Regions from separate parts of the Homo sapiens genome. Here region 2 is linked to region 1. A link is an interaction called in ENCODE POLR2A ChIA-PET data of the cell type or tissue named here. Cell type or tissue: PC-9. All regions are shown on one strand.

What was found. ChIA-PET counts read pairs that join two places held together with the same protein. Peaks named below come from ENCODE experiments on the same cell type or tissue, not always from the same donor. Only the 100,000 strongest peaks of a DNase experiment are listed, where the experiment ranks them.
Region 2: POLR2A ChIA-PET joins it to region 1 with 13 read pairs; 2 of 35 experiments call an interaction of 5 or more read pairs at or near these places.

The regions. Positions count from the first base shown.
Region 1 is chr3:12,773,732-12,776,231 of GRCh38, forward strand. No RefSeq gene overlaps it. Among named protein-coding and RNA genes, the nearest start is that of TMEM40, 16 kb to the left of the region's middle. In PC-9, no CTCF peak of the experiment used is centred here; no DNase peak of the experiment used is centred here.
Region 2 is chr3:12,533,798-12,536,297 of GRCh38, forward strand. It overlaps a transcript of TSEN2 not described here. Among named protein-coding and RNA genes, the nearest start is that of MKRN2OS, 10 kb to the right of the region's middle. In PC-9, no CTCF peak of the experiment used is centred here; DNase peaks (open chromatin) are centred at 624 and 1,054; H3K27ac peaks cover 1,696 bases.

The DNA of each region.
Region 1 (2,500 bases):
GAAGGAAGAAAAGGAGCAGGAGGAAGGAGAGAAGATAAAGGAGAAGGCTCTTGAGATCATCTTGAGACCCAAGCCCTAAGTGTTTGGAATGGGCTCATCTCTGTTGGAAGGAGACAGTGCCTTCAGCCTTGGAATTCTCCCAAGAACTCTGGGCAGTAACTCTTCTGAGTGGTTTGAGCTGAGCTCAAGCCCAGGCAGATGTCACAGGACCATTTGTCCCACCCACCCAATGACAGGAGCCTGAGGATGTGCACATGCAAGCATGTGTGGCGGGACTCCTATCCACTTCTATACCTGGAGAAGGCAACTGCTCCTCAAGGCTTGGCTCATGAGTCCCCTCTCCCCCTTCCCTCTTCTGTGTCCCTGTATTAGTCAAGGTTCCAACAGAAACAGAACCAATAGACTTTATGTAGATGTACCGGAAGAGATTTATTGTGAGGGATTAGCTCCACAGTTATGAAGGCTGAGAAGTTCCATAATCCTCCATCTGCAAGCTGGGGGTCCAGGAAAGTCAGTAGTGTAAGTTCCAGTACCAGGAGCTCTGACATCAGAGGGCAAGGGAAGGTGGGTGTCCCAGCTCAAGCACAGGCAGCAAATTTGCCCTTCCTCCACCTTTTGGTTCTGTTAGACCCTCAGCACATTGAAAGATACTTACCTGCACTGGTGAGGGCAGATTTCTTTACTCAGTCTACTGCTTTAAATGCTGATCTCTTCTGGAAACAGACACACCAGAAATAATGTTTTACCAGCAATCTGGGCAGCTCTTAGCCTAGTCAAGTTGACACATCAAATTAGCCATCACCGTCTCCATGATTCTTCCCTCAGCCGTGGCACACATCGCACTGGGCGGTAATTGTTGGTCAGTTAATGTCTCCCCTACCGGGCATAACAGTAATAGAAATAACTAACAGCTACCATTCACAGCAGCTTGCCCTGTGCCAGCTTTTCTCCCAAGAGCTTTACCTCATGAGGTAGGTGCTATAATTTCTACTCTATAGAGATGAAAACTGAGGCTCAGAGAGATTGAGTCACTTGCCCAAAATCACACAGCAAGAGGGGACTGAAACGCAGCTCTGTCTTCCCACAAAGCAGTTGTTCTTAACCACATTTCTAACCAGCTTGCCTCTAGCTCCCCCTGTGCCTAGCGAATGGCTGGCTCCTTGGTAAATGCTTGAAGAAACACTCACCACTCTGACTCGACTTCCCTCCCAGTCTGGGGAGCCTGCCACCCTCCCCCAGCAACTTGCCTGCCTCATTCACTCCCAAAAGGTGCGATGGAATGAGAGTTCCACCTTGTTCACTTCAAGCTACAAACGTCTTTCTCCATCCCAAAGAGAAGTGGCTCAGTTTTATAAATAGCCCTAAGCTGGGAGCTGAGAGACCCCATTTTGAGCTCTGGCTCTGGCTGTGTGACCTTCACAAAATCACATAACCTCCATGAGTTTCGGTTTCTTTGTAGGGCAAATGGAGAAACCCCTTGTCCCTTGAGGGAAGGCATCTGACAGTGCTCAGCAAATGTTCTTTTCAGTTCTCCAGGAGGGGTTAAAGAATTCTTCCAGCATCCTGCTGAGGTGGGCTGGGGTGTCACACACACAGCACCAGGCCATGGACAGAAGCCTCTGCCGAGACCCAGGCAGAAGAAGTGGGGCCCAGAAGGAGCAGCCTGGTCCCCCCACAGGGCCAAGCAGATTGACTTCTGGAGCAAGGGGCTGCATCTGGGGGACTTCTCTGCAGGCAACACCTGAAGCCCTGACCATGGGCCAGTATAAATGAGGAGGATGGTTTGTTAGCCAAACCCACCTTCAGACACCTGCAGGATACCTATCAGCTGGAGGCTCTGGGAGTGAGCCAGCCCTGCCCCTCACTGTAGGGGTGGGAGATGATGGAAATGAATCTTTATTCCCAAATTCTACAAAACACTGTCACAGCCATAGCTTTCTTGTCTTCCTTGCTCCTCACCACTTCTCTCAGTTCAGTCCATTGCTCGAGCATCTACACTGTGCCAGGCACTGTACCAGGTGCTAGGTGGCAGGGAGGGTAAGTGCTATTGCATTTAACAACAAAGGGCGAAGTAGTGAGGCCAGAACTTGAATGCAGGGACTCTGCTCTTAAAACCCCACTTCTTCCTACTACTAACTCTCTTACAGCCAAAAGAGATTTCTCAGTCAGCTATGGAGACAGAAAAAACAGCAGGAAGGGAAATTGAAGGTGAGACAGAGGAGACATAGGAAAAGGGAGTGATATGGTTTGGGTCTGTGTCCCCACCCAAATCTCATCTTGAATTGTACTCCCATAATTCCCACATGTTATGGAGGGACCTGGTGGGAGATAATTGAATCATGAGGGCAGTTTCCCGCATACTGTTTTCCTGGTAGTGAATAAGTCTCACGAAATCTGATAGTAAGGGGAAAGCTGTTTCACTTGGCTCTCATTCTTTCTCTTGTCTGCCGCCATGTGAGACGTGCCTTTCACCTTCCACCATGATTATGAGGCCTCCCCA
Region 2 (2,500 bases), 240 kb before region 1:
AATGATATTGCTGCAAACCCTTACATGTTTGTTATATTTAATTTGGATAGCCAATATGGGGTAAAATATTTTGCAAACCGTGATAGCAAACATTTGGAGAGTGGGAGTTGAGATGCGGCAGATGCCTGTGTATTTATCCCTGCAGCAGCCTTGTGAATTCAGGAGGAGGGACCCACAGAGGGGTGTTTGAAGCTCAGAGATGTTGGCGGGTGTGCATCACTACCAGTCATGCACGTGGAGGACTGGACCTGAGATCACTATCTCAGCTGAAATGGCGCTATCCTAAAAATTGCATGCAGTCAGAAATAGAGCCCTGTTTGGTGGTGGTGGTGGTTAACAAGGAAGGCCACCCACCACATCGGGCAGGGCCAGCTTTGTGCTCCCACACAGTCCTCTACCTCGGGTGGGGTGCAGCCTGAAGCCCCCTTACTTACTGGTTATGCCTGTGATTTTGCAAACAGTGTCAGAAAGATTCCATGACGACCACCTATGGATCCAAGGGTAAGAACCTTGGTGCAGTGTGTGGTACTTGGCTTTTAATTCCCCAGAGAGAATTCTGAAAACTGAGTAGTGAAATGAACCTTCTAGAAAGGAATGCTTCAAATCTCAGCTCTGCTTCCCTGTGGTGGTGTGCCTTGGGCAGTTTACTTGCCCTTGATAACCTCAATTTTCTTATTTCTAGCATGTGGCTAATGATGTTTACCTAATCGTGTGGTTGTGTGGGTAAAGGAGAGCCCAAAAAACACTGTAATCCCAGCACTTTGGGAGGCCGAGGTGGGTGGATCACGAGGTCAGGAGATCAAGACCATCCTGGCTAACACGGTGAAACCCCGTCTCTACTAAAAAATACAAAAAAACTAGCTCAGGCGTGGTGGCAGGGCCTGTAGTCCCAGCTACTCAGGAGGCTGACGCAGGAGAATGGCATGAACCCAGGAGGTGGAGTTTGCAGTGAGCCGAGATCGCGCCACTGCACTCCAGCCAGGGCGACAGAGCGAGACTCTGTCTCAAAAAAAAAAAAAAAAAAAAGATTAGCTGGGTGTGGTGGTGGCACCTGTAATCCCAGCTTCTTAGGCTGAGGCAGGAGAATCACTTGAACCTGGGAGGTGGAGGTTGCAGAGAGCCGAGATCAAGCCACTGCACTCCAGCCTGGGGGCAGAGTGAGACTCCATTAAAAAACAAAAACAAAAAAAACCTGAAGTTTCATTGTTACTTATTGACAACTTTAAATTGATAATTTAAAAAAATTTGTCTTAATCATTTTACCTTTATTGTTACAACGTATTTGCTTTCTCTTTTTTTAAGAAAAAAAAATTCTATTTACTTGAATGTGGTTCTTATTTTCACCCTTGTGGAGAATTACTTGGATTAAAAAGAAACAAATTTTCTCTCCTCCCCACCACCCACCTCCCATGTATGATTTTACTAACTGAATTGAATTTTTAAAATCTCATTACAGACTTGAATAATCATCCCATGAATGTTAACTCCCCTAACACTATAACCGAGGCCCATTTCTAAAGTTGATCTTAAAACTGGAAAATTTGAGTCTATCTAATTTTGTGAAATATAGGGATGCCTTTTACATGATGTAAAAGTCATATTTGTAAAATGGTTAAACTAGGAGGCAATATTTTTATTGCAAGTATGATCTCTTAAGTGAAAGGTTTCTGTCATTTAAAATTTTTAGAGTCTTTATATTTTCATAAACAGTATTTCAAAGGCAAATGTTCTTTCTAACGTTGTGTGTGTGTGAGATGGAGTTTTGCTCTTGTTGCCCAGGCTGGAGTGCAGTGGTGAGATCTTGGCTCACTGCAACCTCCACTTCCTGAGTTCAAGCGATTCTCCTGTCTCAGCCTCCCAAGTAGCTGGGATTACAAGTGCCCGCCACCATGCCTGGCTAATTTTTGTATTTTTAGTAGAGACAGGGTTTCACCATGTTGGCCAGACTGGTCTCGAACTCCTGACCTTAGATAATCTGCCTGCCTCGGCCTCCCAAAGTGCTGGGATTTTCCTAACTTTTAAATGGCACATTCTGGTAAAGTAGAATCAGAAAACTCGGGTCCACATTTCAAATCACCACTGGGAAAACAGGGGCGACGTTGGAAACGTTGCTTGATCACTCCGAGCCTTGGTTTCCTCAACAGTAAAATAAGAATAATTACCACCTCCTCAGTTGCTTTGCAGACTGAATGAAATGAGATGACATACAAAAGCGTCTGGCACACAGTAGGTGTACTTTTCCCCTTTCAGACAAAGTGTAAGCATTGCCATCCTTATTTTCTCTAGGAAGTGCAAAGCCTATTTTATGCCCTGGTAGGTGAGTCAGTGGAGGAGAAGAAGGTGGTAGAAAAATAGCTGGAGGTAAAGTAGTGAAGACAGCAGAGGAGATTGGGAGGAGAGGCAATACTGTAGTAAGCACCTGCTATACACAGGGAGCTAGATGCAGCCATTGTGGGGTTTTGTTTTGTTTTGTTTTTTAGTAATGGTAGGTTTTCCTGGT